3 separate regions of the Homo sapiens genome follow, and all the other regions are linked to region 3. Evidence: read pairs that join two places in POLR2A ChIA-PET (ENCODE). Cell type or tissue: IMR-90. All regions are shown on one strand. Each heading gives the region's core, and the rest is flanking DNA. Links, peaks and the distances in the headings are about the cores only.

What was found. ChIA-PET counts read pairs that join two places held together with the same protein. Peaks named below come from ENCODE experiments on the same cell type or tissue, not always from the same donor. Only the 100,000 strongest peaks of a DNase experiment are listed, where the experiment ranks them.
Region 1: POLR2A ChIA-PET joins it to region 3 with 11 read pairs; 1 of 35 experiments calls an interaction of 5 or more read pairs at or near these places.
Region 2: POLR2A ChIA-PET joins it to region 3 with 5 read pairs; 3 of 35 experiments call an interaction of 5 or more read pairs at or near these places.

Annotation. Positions count from the first base shown.
Region 1 is chr9:110,799,861-110,805,621 of GRCh38, forward strand. It overlaps MUSK (muscle associated receptor tyrosine kinase), which reads left to right. Exons shown (of 15, transcript NM_005592.4): 15 at 446-5,761. The coding sequence ends at 1,128. Among named protein-coding and RNA genes, the nearest start is that of MUSK, 130 kb to the left of the region's middle. In IMR-90, for the core only: no CTCF peak of the experiment used is centred there; a DNase peak (open chromatin) is centred at 2,701; H3K27ac peaks cover 2,629 bases.
Region 2 is chr9:110,982,510-110,988,270 of GRCh38, forward strand. All of the region lies in intron 2 of LPAR1 (lysophosphatidic acid receptor 1), which reads right to left. Among named protein-coding and RNA genes, the nearest start is that of LPAR1, 53 kb to the right of the region's middle. In IMR-90, for the core only: no CTCF peak of the experiment used is centred there; no DNase peak of the experiment used is centred there.
Region 3 is chr9:111,031,604-111,037,364 of GRCh38, forward strand. LPAR1 (lysophosphatidic acid receptor 1) reads right to left here. Exons shown (of 6, transcript NM_001351411.2): 2 at 4,519-4,598. It overlaps LOC124902248 (a long non-coding RNA gene), which reads left to right and starts at 5,325. Exons shown (of 2, transcript XR_007061732.1): 1 at 5,325-5,761. In IMR-90, for the core only: a CTCF peak has its summit at 5,048; DNase peaks (open chromatin) are centred at 2,728 and 5,058; H3K4me3 peaks cover 1,732 bases; H3K27ac peaks cover 3,160 bases.

The DNA of each region.
Region 1 (5,761 bases), core at 535-5,534, 230 kb before region 3:
TCTTAAAGGCAAAGAGGAGATGTTTAGGCAGAGAAATAGGGTCAGGGTTCAACCATGGTGTTGTCAACAAAAAACCAGGGCCTCCAGATTTCAGAGAGAAGAGCCACTCCAGAGAACTGATACACCATGTACTTATATGCACCATGAACTTGATGCACCATGTACGATGTACTTATGACAAGTGCCCAGGACAACAGCGCTCTGCTGGAAGTCCTCAAAAACTTTAGCCAAGGGACAGAAACCCCACTACCCAGAGTGCATTTCCTAGCTGAGACTCCTTTTGTGTTGTGATTAAAAGGATACAAATATTAAAAAACAAACATACGACAACAACAACAAAAAACAGGGCTTCATATGTTCTGACATGGTCGTTTGCTTTTGGAGTGCTCTTTCCATTGTTTCATTGTAGAAACTGAGACTAACAGGGATGGTCTTTTGGTTCCAGGAGTGTGTGCTGTCGGGAAGCCAATGTGCCTGCTCTTTGAATACATGGCCTATGGTGACCTCAATGAGTTCCTCCGCAGCATGTCCCCTCACACCGTGTGCAGCCTCAGTCACAGTGACTTGTCTATGAGGGCTCAGGTCTCCAGCCCTGGGCCCCCACCCCTCTCCTGTGCTGAGCAGCTTTGCATTGCCAGGCAGGTGGCAGCTGGCATGGCTTACCTCTCAGAACGTAAGTTTGTTCACCGAGATTTAGCCACCAGGAACTGCCTGGTGGGCGAGAACATGGTGGTGAAAATTGCCGACTTTGGCCTCTCCAGGAACATCTACTCAGCAGACTACTACAAAGCTAATGAAAACGACGCTATCCCTATCCGTTGGATGCCACCAGAGTCCATTTTTTATAACCGCTACACTACAGAGTCTGATGTGTGGGCCTATGGCGTGGTCCTCTGGGAGATCTTCTCCTATGGCCTGCAGCCCTACTATGGGATGGCCCATGAGGAGGTCATTTACTACGTGCGAGATGGCAACATCCTCTCCTGCCCTGAGAACTGCCCCGTGGAGCTGTACAATCTCATGCGTCTATGTTGGAGCAAGCTGCCTGCAGACAGACCCAGTTTCACCAGTATTCACCGAATTCTGGAACGCATGTGTGAGAGGGCAGAGGGAACTGTGAGTGTCTAAGGTTGAAGACGTTCAAATAAAATGCTGCAGTTTCCTCTCAGACTCTGTGAGCCAGGGGAATCCTACACCAGAGGCCCAACAAGACCCACATAGGAAAGAGTAAGAGTAAACATGAGTAGTGTGTTGTTTGCTTCCCAGGGAGAGCAAAGACAGTGCAAAACCCATGTGGTAGACGGACCCATTGAAAGCCAGTGATTGGAAACACAGGCTAGGAAATGTGTCAGATAATGGAGACAACTATTCTTCTTCATGAAGGTTTGTAATACACACTGCACAGGGAAGAATGTCATCCTGTTCAGTTTCCAAAGTAGCTGGTCACAGAGTAAAGCTCTGCTGTATTAAATTTTAATATGAAATGGGATTCAGAGCTTCATTTTTTAATTGAGTTAATTCCTGTCCATTGTGAAAGTAGCTTAATCGTCATGTAAGACACTTAGGTGAAGTACAGAAAACTAAAAAGAAGGAAAAGCCACTCATTCTGTCTCCCCCCAAAGACGAGTCTTAGTGTTTTATTAAATCTTTCTTGCATTTAATGCATAATTTTATATTTGTTTGTATTCTGCAGAGTTGTGGTTACATTTTATTGATAGAGGGTTTCTAAGGAATGAAACAGCAAATCAGCAAGCCTGTAACTCTGAGTTCCCTTTTCTGTCCTGTGCCCCTCCTTTTTTCCTTTCTGTGCATTTGTCATGAATTAAGTCTGCTTATTTTATTCCTCCAGTTTTCTTGAAACAAGTTTTTGTATCTTACTGATTTACCTTTTCCTTTAAAAATTGTATTGGTATCTTTTCCATTGCTTTAATCTTTATTTCTTCTTCTTTCCAGGACTTCTGTCCTTTTTTAGTTATTAAGCTATTTTTTTCTTTTATTTCATTCATGTAATAAACACTCTGGCAGAAATAATAACATTTTAAATACCATTGTAGATTGATATGTATATGCCTTTTGCAAAGTATTACTATTTTTCCTGCATTTGCCTTTGAAGCCACACATTTCAACATTCTCACCTATTAATATTATTACTAGAGTCTATTTAAATCTCTTAAACCATAATTTATAATATGAGATTTCACAAGATACACTTGTGGCTCTGAGTTATTTCAAAACTGATATTTCTGTGCATTCTGACATTTTATTCCTTTTAGAAACAAATTCAGTTGGCTGTAGAATTAATATCGTTCTGCTTAACAACTTTGTGCATGACATATTAACTGATTTTGTTGTATTTCATGATTTAAAAAAAAAAGCAGCAGCTCTGGAACTCAGATTCCTGGGGGTTCAGATTTTTTCTCAGTGGATCCTCACACAATACATCTTTATCTAAGTCCATACATGATCTGAGTTTATTTCTGATATAGCAGGAACCCAAATTCTCCTGAAAACGAACAGGGAAGAGAAAATAACAGTCTACTCTATACCAGCTTATCTTAATTCAGACTAATTGGTAGTTAGGGCATTGGAGGAATGGTGTGAATTCTTGAAAGTAGATTTTCGCTGTCTGCTGGAAAACTCTGCCTGAAATCCCCAAATCTGCCTCATGTAACAGCTTGACATCTTTGGTGGGAAACCTGCCATTTCTTATTCATAGTGTCTCCAGGCAACCAAGACAAAAATGTAGAAATTTTCCTAGACTTTGCCCTCTCTTTCATCATCAGTTTTCTATTAGTTTTACTTCCTAAAATCCTCCTGCTGACATCCTCTTCCCTTCAACCCAAGAGCCAATGACTCAACCTCTACCGTTGCCCACCCTGTCTATTAGCTGGCCTTCCTCTCATTTCAGACCTGAACAGATTCTGTAGGATACAACGACAGTAAGGCGGTCCTTAGTCACAGTTCTGGTTCATAAATAGCGAGGTCAGCATTTAGGACTGAGACCTAAAGAAGTGCTTCAGATAAAAATCATGAGTCTAAGTCCAAAATTGATACTGTAATCCAAATGACTGAATAAAGAATAAAGTTGCAGCGTGTGTCTAAAGCAGAAAGTCAAGATGCCAACAAAGCAGAAAAGTTGGAGAGGGCCACCAGCAAGTCTAGAACTTGAGCATAGATATCCATGGCTTATTTTAGATGGTTCATGTATGCTCTGCAAAATTCAAAGACAGCTTCGGGCTTTCTCCGCTGATAAAGTTTTGTTGTAAAAGACAGACATAGAAGTCAGGCTGACAGAAAATAGAGTAACAGTAATCATAAAAATTATAATATCAGCTAGCATTTATTGAAATCTTACCATGTGTATTCTGAGGCCTTTAAATATATGAACTTAAACCTCACAACATCCCTGTAATGTTGGTACTATCATTATATACATTTTAGTTTTGCTTTGTTTTGTTTTGTTTTTGAGACGGAGTCTCGCTCTGTCGCCCAGGCTGGAGTGCAGTGGCACGATCTTGGCTCACTGCAAGCTCAGCCTCCAACAGTCACAGAGAGATTGTGCAACTGGCCCGAGTGCACACAGCAACAGAGCCTACTTTTTGACCAAAAGAGGCCGAATTCTCAACCACTATACTGTAGAGCCTCTGTACATGATAGAAGCAATAACTGAACCTCAGTAACTCTGTGGAAGTGATTTGTAATTTGCATGTCGTTTCAAGCACACTCTATATCTATATTTTATTCTATTAACTTCCTAAGTCTTTTTAATGAATAGCAAAAAAAGTATATTTCAGCATTATCAATTTAAGTTAATCATAACATCTAATAGGTGACATGTTTATTTTTTCATGAGTTCTAATTACATTTTCAAGTTAAGATCACTGACTTATTCCCTAAGTGCTCGATCTAATGTTCTGAATCACAGGAGTATAGATGCATTATTCACCAATATTGTTTACTTTTTTAAATAAGATTTTTTTTCATGGTAGAATCATCATATACATTCAAAAAGGTAGACAAAAGAGAGACACTCACAGTGTCACTGTTACCAAGTGCCAGGACAGATATCAGTAAGGCACCAGCAGTCATTTTTAGTGATCAAATACCAAACATGGTAAGATACCAGAGTATTTTTCACATGACACCCAAAAACATATTCTCTGCTATCGTGGTAGAGCAGAAAAAGAACACTTTCTTTTCATTTTACAGTATATTACGAACCTGTTCCACGTCATTAAATATTCTTCTAAAAACCCAATTTTGGAATAATATTCTATTTTATTCATATACTGTAATTTAGCTAATCAATCTTGTATTTTTGAACATTTAGGTTTTTTCCAATTTTTATCATTATAAAAAATGCTGTAATTAACATCCTTATTTGTTCATGTCCACATTTCTTTTTATGAAAATTCAGAGAAAGGAAATGTCTGGACCAAATGGCATGTACAATATTAACACTTCTGTTATGTGGTTTCATATTCTGCAGAAATATTACTGCCACTTCTACATTGTACAAGAGATCTCATAGCCCTAAACATTTGCTTTCATAGATAATTTTCTGTTTTTTAGAAATCTTTTGTCTCTTTGGTTATAGAAAAAGAGAACCTCTTTTTAATTTTATTTTTTAAATTACTAGTCAGGTTGAATGTTTCTTGTTCCTAGGTCATTAACAGTTTTTATTTTGGCAATTGTCTACAGCCCATTTTTCTGCTGTGTTCATTTTCTAATCGAATTATGGGATTTATCTTGTAAAAAGCCTATTAAGCCTTTTTCATACTTTACACAAGAGATCACATCTACTTACTTTACCTTAAAATAACATTTACTTATTTTCTTATAAAAGTAATATATTATGTTTGAAAAGAAAAATAATATGCAATAATATACAATAATATGTATAATCATAATAGACAATAATAAAAATGAAAAAACACCAACCAGAGGTAATTAACATTAACATCATAATATTCTTCCAGGCTTTTTCAGATAGACAGGTAGGTAAGTAGGTTGGTAGGTAAATAGATAGATAGATGATACATAGAGAGAGATAGATAGATAATTTAAACAAAAATAAGATCATACTGCTACATTACTTCAAGCCTTGCTTTTATCACTTAATATATCTTAAACATCTTCTACATGAACAAGTATTCATGTGCAACATTAATTTTGATGGTTGAATAGTATTATACAGATTTATCGTAATTGACATAACTATTCTACTGTTAGACATTTGGTTTATTTCTATTTTTCCATTATAAAATGTAATGTTTGGATCATCCTGTTGCTAAATTTTGTAAGCATTTATCTTAAGTGATTTCTTTAGCTATAACTCCTAGAAGTGAAATTTCTAGATTAAAGGATAAATGCACTTTTAATACTTTTTAAATATATTAAAAAATTACCTTCCTGAATTATTTTATTAACATGTACCTCTCCTAGTCAGATAAGACAGCCCATTTATTTCAGTCTCACCAATACTGAGTATAGCATTTTAATCATTGCCAATATAATAGCTAATAGCTTAAAGTTATTTCATAGCTTATATTTACACTTCTTTAAATACTAATAAAATTGAACATTGTTTAATGTTTTGAGGATACTTGATTGGTGATTTGCCTCCTACTATTATTTTTCTACTGGGTATATCTTTTTCTTGTTGCTTTGTAAGAGCACTTTATATATTAAGGAGTTAAATTTTGTGATATATGTTTCAACTACTTTTATCATGTTAAAAATATAGACTTCTATTTGTCTT
Region 2 (5,761 bases), core at 551-5,550, 49 kb before region 3:
AGAAATACCTAATGTAAATGACGAGTTGATGGATGCAGCAAACCAACATGGCACATGTATACTTATGTAACAAACCTGCATGTTGTGCACATGTACCCCAGAACTTAAAGTATAATAATAAAAAATAAAAATAAAAAAATTTAAAAAGAAATTATGGATATAAATCGCAGGACATAAAGATTCAACATAATCGGCATACTTGACAAAAATAAGTGGAACAGAAGTTACTTAGCAATAAAAGTAAACTTTCCTAACTCCTACAACTCAAAATCAAAAACAACAAACCAACAAACAACTTAAAAATTGGGCAAAAGACTTGAGTAGACACTTCTACAAAAATGTATATACACATACACACACACACACACACACACACACACACACACACGGCCAAACATGAAGAGATGCTCAACATCACTAATCATCAGTAAAATGCAAATGCAAATCAAAATAGTAAGATAACATCTGACACCCATTAAGATAGCCATTATCAAAAAAAGAAAAGAAGTATTAGCAAGGATGTGAACAAACTGGAACCCAGCACTGCTGGTGGGACCAAAAATGGTACAATCACTATGGAAAACAGTATAGAGGTTCCTCAAAAAAATTAAAATAGGATTACCATATGATTTAGCAATCCCACCTCTGGGTATATATCCAAAATAACTGTTAATGATCTTTCAAAGAGATATTTGTATACCCATGTTTGTAGCAGCACTATCTACAAGAGCCAAGAGGTAGAAGCAACCCAAGTTTTCAACAACAGATGAACAGACATAAACTAAATTGGTATATACATACAATGGCTTATCATCCAGCCTTCAAAAGGATATTCTGGCATATGCTATGACATGGATGAACCCTGAAGACATTATGCTAAGTGAAATAAGCCAGTCAAAAAAGGACAAATACTCCACATATATAAGGTAGCTAATAGTCAAATTAATAGAGACAAAGTACAGTAGTACTTGCCAGGGACTGGGGGAGAGGGATGAATGAGAAATTGCTGTGTAATGGGTACGGGGTTTCAGTTTTACAAGACGAAAAGAGTTCTGGAGATTGGTTGCACAACAGTCTGAATATACTTAACACTACTGAACTGTACATTTAAATGGTTAAGAGGGTAAATTTTATGTTATGTGTATTTTACCATAATTTAAAAAAGTGTGACAAATTCCAGGAAAACTATGAAGTAAATGATAAGTGCAAAACAGGTTTAAGTTAATAAGCTTTAAAAATTAAAAGAAATCCCATTAAAAAAATCAAATGGGGAAAATAAATCAAATCATAATGGGAAAAAAATGGGCTGGACACAGCCATTAACCTCACCCCAACAAATAAGATGAAGGAATAAATTTCAAGATTTTGTCAGAAATATGGAACGACTCAAAAATTCTACAGCCAATCAAGCCTTTGTTTACCTGCAATAACAAAAACAAGCCACTTTTAATATTTTTATTTTTAATTTTTGTGGGTACATAGTAGGTGTATATATTTGTGGGGTATATGGGATATTCTGATGCAGGCATGCAATATGTAATAGTCACATCATGGTAAATGGGTACGCATCACCTCAAGCACTTATCCTTTCTTTGTGTTACAAACAATCCAATAATCCAACTATACTCTTTTAACTATTATAAAATGTACAATAAATTTACCCTGTTATGCTACCAAATACTAGATCTTATTCATTCTATTTAACTATATTTCTGTACCCATTAACCAACCCACCTTCCTAGCCCCTCGTAACTATCCTTCTATTCTCTGTCTCCATATGTTCAATTAATTTTTTTAGTTCCTACAAATAAGAACATGCAAAGTTTATCTGTGACTAGCTTACTTCACTTAACACAGTGACCTCCAGTTCCATCCATGTTGTTGCAAATGACAAGATCTTATTCCTTTTCTGGCTGAATAATACTCCATTGTGTATAAGTACCACATTTTCTTTATCCATTTTTCTGTTAATGGACACTTAGGCTGCTTCCAAATCTTGGCTATTGTGAACAGTGCTGCAATAAACATGAGAGTGAAGATACCTCTTCAATATGCTGATTTTCTTTCTTTTGGGTATATACTTAGCAGTGAGATTGCTGGATCATATGGTATAATTAAGATATATTTCTCCCTGAAAAATTTGTTCAAACACATAATACAACTACTCATATGACAAATCAAAATAATGTGCTCAGGAAACCTTTGGCAAGAGCAGCTTGTCAATCCAGATAAGCACAGAATACCTGTGATAGTAACGGTGACAAAAAAAAAAGAATGCAGTTTTAACTAATAGGAAAAAAAAAAAGCTATACAGTTGAAATACGTGTAACTAATAAGCTAAGATGAAAACTCCAGAAAATCACAAGAAAAAGGAGAACATTCTTCACCTTTTGAGAAAGGAGCCAATCAATACTGTTTCATTTCTAAAGTTGATAAAATCAGAATTTCCGTTTTAAAGAATCAAAAAGAAAAAGGAAAGGGGAAAACAGGATGACAGAGACATGGCCATGCTAAACTTTTTATCTGGGTTACTTATCCCTACCACTGACTCTACCCCCTTCACTGACAGTGAAGCAAATGGTTCAGCTGGGATGAAGGAGGCTATGGGTTCATTTGCTTCACATGCAGATTCAGAACAAAGAAATCAGAAATGCATTTGAGAAACCAAATGACTACCTTATGTTTTGTTTTAAAATACCATCGCCACCTGTGGCTACAGGCTGCTTTCCTCTCTCTGTGGCTACTTTCCTCTCTTCCTCAAAGTGTCAGCCCTAAGATCTTGCTTCAGTGTACTCACAGGATACAATATATTTCATGTTCATAAATCCTTTTCCACAAATAAGATCAGTCTTTTCATTTGCTTCTCCAGCTTTTCAATTAGATCTTTTATTTTCAAATTGGTCTAAAAGTCTATCATTTTTTCTACAGGGCACAGAGCTAACGCATTCCAAGGAAGAAATACAACTAGCCCATCCTGCGCACACTGACTGCAGAGAGAGAAACACAATTAACACAATTGCGCCTTTTTACATGTATTTTATCAGGTCATGATGGGCCAGGTCAGGTATTCTAGAAGCTGGAGAAACTGGCCAAAACTTATATAAGTAAACACTGTCTTAATTTCAAAGACTGTATTCCCAGCTGTATAGTTTTCACTTTAGAAGTGGTCCTGATGGAGAGGAATGCTATCCTGACACTTACCAAAATAACCAAGAATTGTAAAATTCAAATTATGGAGATTACTATCTTAGAATAAGTGTCACTATGAAGGCAAAGGATATATTGGCCAAACTGTTTAGCCTCAAGGTCAAGCTAGTTTGTGTTACAATGCTTAGAAAATGGGAGAAAATCTCTACTTAGAAGTAGTAAATCAGGAAAGGCCTGGAACTACAGATTTCTGAGTTGGAGAAAATTGAGCTCAAGGGAGTGTGATCACTCATGAAGACAGAGAGCAAGAAGAGAAGGAATGAGATCTACATTTTAAGGGGAAATGAGGAGGATTCCACAAAGAAGACTGAAAAAAATCCTCTTGAAAAGTAGAACTCTACTCTGGGTAAGAGACAGACTTCATTCTGCCCTGTTTCTTTCCAGAGTCATCTAAACTCTTGATCTTCTTTGTGTGTGCATGCCATGACCCTCAGCCATTTGCATAGGGACCTAGAGCAATGCAGATATAAATTTGAATTAGGATTTCCACTTACAGGAGAAGCACCCTATAGGGTGGATACATTTCTACTGAGGGCGCCACTGTGCCAAGCTGGGGTGTTTTCAGTCCGTAGTTTTCAGAACAAGGACAATTACAACCTCTATAACCAAGCTTCGGGCAGGCTAGACTCTTCCAACCACAGATGAGTCTTGAAAAATATTTCATTCTAAGAGTAAGTGCATGTTTCTAACATGAGAAGTAATTTTCAGCCAAGTATGGTGGCTCATGCCTGTAATTCCAGCACTTTGAGAGGCCAAGGCCGGAGGATTGCTTGAGCCCAGGAGTTTGAGACCAGCCAGGGCAATATAGTGAAACTCTGTCTCCACAAAAATTAAAAATAAAACAAAAATTTAAAAAGTTAACTATTCTAAAAAAAAAAAGTAATTCCCAAATGGCCTAAAATAGAAGGAATGTGAATATATGAAGTGAAGGGAAGAAAATTAGGGAAGAAAAGAGACCAATGGGGGTGGAAACAAAGTGTCGAAATAGCTAGTCAGAATATAGAAGTCTGTGGCTGTGGTAAGTAAAGTGATTCAGCCCTGAATAACAGTGTTCAACAGCAGAGAGTTCTCTTAACAGAGACATCTTCCATTATTTAAGGTTTCAAGTAGCTTAAAATTCAAGCACCTTTGGGAGAATGAATCAAAATCAATACTGAGTGCTTGAATGATTGTGATTTAAAACTGCCTCAACATAAGAAAGTTATCCTTGAAAGATGGTTTTCTGATGTGTTTGTATACAAAGTAGGAAAATAGGCGCTCAAATGTATTTCTGGTATAGGTGAAACTGTTGTAACCTTTCTGGAATGCTAATATTAGGGAAATGTGTGTATATGCATGGTTTCCATCAAGATCCTAAAAAGTGTGCTGAATCAGAAGGCATGTAACTCCACCACTAGGAATTTATACTATGGGAAAAATATAAAGGACAAAGAATTTGCTACAAGGATGCTTAATGCAATATCATGTATGATAGGATAATTTTAGGAACAATGTAAGCATCCAGTAATACAGTACTTGGCAACCTTGTTATTAAAACTACATTTACATGCAATTCAACTATTATATATCTATTCAATTATTATGTTTATTCTATATAATATATTGCATATATAATAGGTATTATATTCAATTGTATAATACATATGTTTATATAATATATATGTTTATATAATATTTCAACTCCCAATAATTTCATCTCCAGTGCCACCAATAACACTCCCTACTCCCTGGCCCCCTACTCACGAAATTATTCTTTAAAAACTTCAGTCTCCAAATTTGGGGGGAGACTGATTTGAGTAATAAAACTCCAGTCACCCATTCAGCTGGCTCTACATGAATTAAACTCTTTCGCTATTGCAAGTCTCCTGTCTTGATAAATCAGTTCCACCTGGGGAGTAGGTAAGGAGAACCCATTGGGCAGTTACACCACAGACAGCCCTGTGGAACCTACATGTATATATATATATATATATAAAGTTGGCCCTCCATACCTGTGGGGTTCGCATACCATGAATACTATATTTCTGATCTGCATTTGGTTGGAAAAAAATATGCATATAAATGGATCTGCATTGTTCGTGGGTCAACTGTACACGTAACTGGAGTCCCCAAAGCAAAAAGGGAGAGTGAAAAAACAAGGCTAAAAATAAACACTATAAACCCACAGACTCAACAAGCTCAATGAAGCATGAGCACAGGAAACAAAGAAAAATGCACAATCAAATTTACAAAACCATAACAATAAAATCTTTAAAGTTACTGGATTAAAGAAAAAAAAAGACACCTAGAGAGGAACAAGGATAAGAATGACAGCAGATTTCTCATCAGAAACAATCCAAGCAAAAAGACAGGTGATCAACATCTTTAAAATAATGGGAAGTGGGGGAACTATCAATCTAGAACTTTATACACATTAAAAAATGTTCAGAGGTGAAAGTAAAATAAAAACATTTTCAAACATACAAAAGGTGAAAGAATTCATCATAAGCAGACGTTGGACCATAAGAAATGTTAAAAAGAAGTTCATCAGACAGAAAGAAAATTATACCACATG
Region 3 (5,761 bases), core at 383-5,382:
AAAATAAGTCTGACTTTCTACAGGCACTAGGTTTGAATTATTCTAGAAAGCAAACTATATACTGAGCAAAGAATCTCAAACACAAGTTGGGTTAAAAGTAAGAATAGGGAAAATGAGATGGAAGCAAGGCAGGGCTACAGATAAAACACAGCTATGTCTATCTCTAGACTTTAAAACAGATAAATCCTAGCAAAATATTTCAAGCATATAAAATGAAAAGGAGATTACCGGGCTCTGTGGTCTCCTTCCTTAAAAGGGAAAGGCCAACTCACCTCAAAGTATTGAGACTACCTTGGAGAAAATGTTCCTAAAATGGAAGAATAACAAGATACATATGCCTGAGTTTGAAGGCATTCTAAAAGAACTTCTCTTACTAATGTCATATGATAGAGGGCAAGCTCCATGAGAGAAGGGGTCTGTCCACATCTTGTTTCCTGCAGTGCTATCTTCCCAGTACAGGGTGGGTACAAATGCCTACTGAATATGGAAGAAAGAGTAATATAAAGGATTAAGGAACACATAGTAAATGAAAACTAGAATTACCAACCAGATATCAGTTCTTATTCTTATTTTCCAGATGTAAAAAGAGAGGCACTTTGACCTACCCAGGAGTAGCGAAACTGGAGATAGAAAGCCTCTTGATCCCTTTTTTACCTCTTCTAGGCTTGGTTTATCTCCCAGGATCCTTCCAGATCCTAACCTTCCAGGAGCATTCCCTGACCTCCACCACCTCACCGCTGAGGGTCAAGTGCCCCCGCTTGGTGCTCCCGCAAAGTCTTCTCTCTCATAACACTTGTTACACTGAATTGTAATTATCTGTTAATCGTGTGTAAGCTCCTCCTGGAGGGTGGGAATCCTGCCTTATTCACACTCACCCCTAGTAAAACTAGCACAAAGCCTGGTATATAGCAGGCAGTCAGTTAAGTGCTCCTGAGATGGGGGGAAAAAAAGTTTCCTCTGCCCCTGAACCATTTCTCCCTCCAAAGACCCAGGAATATCCTTCAATTAGAGCAGAATTTCAGAATCAGGGCAGTTAAGGGTTGGTCAAAGAGAACCACCTAGGCATAGGGGAAGAAAATTTAGTAGAACAGATCGATATAAAGTCTAATCTAGAGCATTGTTTAGACACATAAGTTAATGAATATAGGGAAACTTGCTATAACAGGAATGGTTCACAGTAGCAATCTCAGCATAGCAAATCCTAAACTCTAAGAGACATAGCACACATAATGGCCATAATGAACAAAATTTCCTTCAACCAACAGCTGGAAATCCCACCCATGGCCAGGTATTATTAGTCAAAATTTTTTCTTTTAGAGAAAAATGCTGGTTTTGAAAACATTTTCCTTTATTTTCATAATACAACAAACACAGCTTGCCCTGCCTCATGCAGGCTTATTGCACGTTTGTTTTAGCACTGGACTAAAGTTAAGGGTCTGCCCTGTCATTATATCACTTTTTTAAAACAGTATCACAAAAATAAAATAAATTATAACCTAAATCCATGAATGTAGTAAAATAGTTCTCTTTCATTTCTGGAAAAAAATAATTACAATTTTACATGGACTTCAGGGTTAAAGTTTCTATAGCACTGATTAGATGACAGGGACATGCAAGTATTAAGACAATATTCTTTGGCCCAGCCCCACAAGTTGATAATACAACAACAACACTACTTTGAAATCATACTAACCTGCTAAAAAATGCCAAAGAGTTTAAATAAAATCATCACCACCACCATGCCACCCCTCCTCCTCTCCTACCAAAAATGTATCCTAAAATAAAGTATACTAACCTTGGGCTTCTCCAACTTAATTAACTTAATTTATTAAACATGCCAAACATAAGTTCCCTTGCAGAAGATAAAACAAACTGCTGGGAAGATCATTCATTAAATTGAATTCACAAGGTAATTGAAAGAAATTCAGCCACCTTCTTTTTCTTTTTCTTTTTCTTAAGTTTTTTGAGATGGAGTCTCACTCTGTCTGCCCAGGCTGGAGTGCAATGGCACAATCTTGGCTCACTGCAACCTCTCCCTCCTGGGTTCAAGTGATTCTTCTGCCTCAGCCTCCTGAGTAGCTGGGATTACAGGCGCCCAGCATCACACCTGGCTAATTTTTTGTATTTTTAGTAGAGACAGGGTTTCACCATGTTAGCCAGGCTGGTCTCAAACTCTTGACCTCAGGTGATCCACCCGCCTCAGCCTCCCAAAGTGCTGGGATTACAGGCATGAGCCGCCGTGCCCAGCCTCTTCTTTTTCCTGTCTGTCTCCTGGGTACCCTAGCATCTCCAGATTCAACAGCAATTCAAAGACATCCAAGTCAGTTCCACCTCTGACATGCAACTGAAAACCAGTGTATATCCTCCTGTGACACAGAGGTACTGGGGAGCAAGTGTGAACCTATAAAGCTCCTGAATACCTCTCCCAAATGGATCCCACAGAGTGAAGATAATGAGTTAAATGCTTTAGCTCTAGGGATTTAAAATATATAGAAAGCAAGTTACTTCTACTGGAAGTTAAACTTAAAGAATTCTCATGGTTATGTCATCTCTCACTGCAGTACCGAGTGTGCTACTTGGCTTCCCTCTCTCCTTCCATCTACTGCCTTGCCCTATCATTTACAGAGGCATTAATGCCGGTTTCAAACTAATAATAATTCTTTTTCTTCTGTGCTGCAAATACCCAATCACTGTGGTTAAATACCATGTATAACATAAACAGGGTCAAGAATGCCAGCTGCCAGAAGAGTCATGTTTAAATTAGCATTAACCAGCAAGCCCTTCCCTAAACAAAAAAGAGAGGGGAAAAAAAATGTTTTCTTGGACAGCTCTGTGCCTGCAGAATGACTTCAACCCCACATGTTCAAAAGGCTCCACAAGGTCCAGCTATAACACAATAGCATCATTAATTTTTACTAAATTAAATTTCTCAAAAGTATAAAGCACTATCAATTTGCGGAGAGTAGGGAGGAAGAAACTACTTATTAGTTTATTCTACAACCTTTATATAATTTGAGTAAACAGGCAATAGTGTCTTAAAACGTAGCAGCCATAAGTTACACGGATTGTAATGGAATAAAAGCCCAGTCCTCCATCCATCATCGCACCCCTCACTCTGCCCCAATATGTGTTACTCAGTGTCTTTCCACATCTTGAGGTTATGTAATACTTCCTCCTTGCCTCCCTATCCCCATGTAGCATAACTCCTTAAAATAACATCAGAGGTCCCCCACAATTTGTCCCTTCGTAACTTTCCAGCCTTCATCACCCCACACTCTCACTTTGTCTTCATTCCCCCACCATTCATCTTTTAAAAGATATGTTATTCTTCAAGCCACATTTATAAATTCGTCCCCTGAATCAAAACGTAATTCTCCATTCCCTGGCATGCCAAAGTTCTTGGACTCTACAGCTACCACCCAGTTACACAACACTGCATATACATATTCGGTATGAACCGTGAGGCTCACTGCATCTTTCCCCCCTGTGTTGCAGTTCTTTCTGGAGCTTCCTTTTCACCATCCTTGCATCTACCACATGGAAGGAATTCAATAATTGTTTGCTGAAATAGAATTACCTCCTTTTCTCTCAACTTTCTAAGACATCCATAATAGTTTTCCCTAAGATTTTTTTTTTTAAGAGACAGAGTCTCTCTGTCACCCAGGCTGTAGTGCAATGGCACAATCACAGCTCACTGCAGCCTTGAATCCTGGGCTGAAGCCATCCTCCCTCCTCCGCCTCCCAAGTAGCTGAGACTACACGCACATGCCACCATACCCAGCTAATGTTTCTATTTTTTTTATAGAGACAGAGTCTCACTATGTTGCCCAGGTTGGTCTCAAACTCCTGGCTTCAAGCGATCGTCCTGCCTCAGCCTCCCAAAGTGTTGAGATTACAGGCATAAGCCACCACACCTGGCCCGGGATATTTAAATAAGAGGGTAACATGATATGTAAAAATAAGAAACCAAACAGTAGTATGATGCTGACTTAAGGCCAGAGAAGACTATTGGACTTTAAACCAAGAGCTTATGTTTAAGTTTTTATTACATCACAGTTCAGCTTTTACAATAAATAATGTTCCTCAAGGGTGTAGGCATATTGATACCAAAACATCAAAGAAAAGGAAGACAGGCCACACATCAAACACAGACATTAAAATCTTGACCTCAAACTAAATTCTGAAAGTTCTGTTATCTGCTGAATACTTGGAGCTTCCCAGTGAAAATGATACAGTGTATTCTGCCCAGATTGCAACTTTCCATACTAAGCATTTGAAATGATTCTTGGCCCTAAATATCACTTACTTCAGACTGAATGTCACTGTGTATCAAAAACACTGAGCAAGTGAGATTTTTATTCTTTGAACGTTCCAGTAGGTCACTAATGGAATAGATTCAGTAAAACCTTGCAGCCTACGGTATAATTTGAAACAACAAAAAAATCAAATCACTTTTTGGAAAATATTAGGTTTGAACAAAAATAGAAGTTTCGAAAGGGCTGCCACTTACATTCTTACCTCTGTTAGTTCTTTCCCATCACTCACAGGGAGACTGAAATCCATGCTGAGTGCCCACAGACCTGGGCAGGAGCTGTTCCCTTGAGAGACAATGATGCAAATGAGTCAAGTGATGCCTAGTAGAAGTCAGACTGCAAGGATCACCTTGACCTCACCCTAGTGCATTAGCTAAGCAAACTCACAAGCTTTAAATAATAAAGGTAACAAGAGATTGATCTGAGGTGGGGGAAGTATTATTGAGTCCCTTGAGGAAAGGAAAAAAAAAAAAAAAAGAGGAAATGAGCTCCCAGCTCAAGAATTTTTCTCCTCCAAGCATCCTCTGTTGCTTGTTTTCTTCCATCTTCCTGGCCCTCTGGACCTCTCACTTCCCCCTCCTACCTTTTCCTACTGCTCTAACACAATAAGATAACCTCCCACCGGTTTCTCGCTATTTGGGAAGCTGGAAGGAACAGCAACGATCACCAACCCCTTCCATTTTCCGGATGGGGAGACGGAGACCAGGATCTGAGCTGACCCGACTGGCTGAGGTCGCGCCGCTAGGGGACGTGGTGTACCTTGCGGGCTCGGATGATGACAACCCAGCCTTCCCTCCTCGCTCCTCGCCCGTGCCTTCCTGCCTCAAGCTACCTCCTTCTCTTGCCACTTGGTGTTTTTATCCTCAAATCAGACAAGTATCAAGAAAAAAATGCAACCTTAATATACTTACAATGCTGATTATTATTCATAATTTTGCATTTGGGGCAATTATACTCGCTCCTACTGGGATATGGAAATCAAGGGCAGAAAGAACTAGGTGACATTCTACCTCCCTGTGTATTTTAATGATGTTTAGTTTGGTTCAAATAACCATACCTCTAAAATACACCCTTTTTCCTTGGGACCCACTCTTCTATCCGGCAAGGGAATAACTTCTTAAAAAACTTCGCATTTTCCAAGTGTACAGTCTCCCCTTAACCAGAACTGCAGACTCTGAATCACAGACCTCTGGCTTACCAATTATGCTTAGCTGAGCAAACACACTTATGCAAATACGTGAAAAACAAACTGTTAGAGCCTGAAGGAATAGAGGATTTCGCTGTGATCATCAATATGTGATCATCACATTTTCAATATTTATGTTTACCAATATCTATCTAACCCCATAGGAAACGACGCGTCCATAGTGAAACAAGCCAGCACCCACATTTATGAAAAAATCCACGGATTTCAACAAAAATGAAGAGAGGAGAGCAGAAGCGGAGAG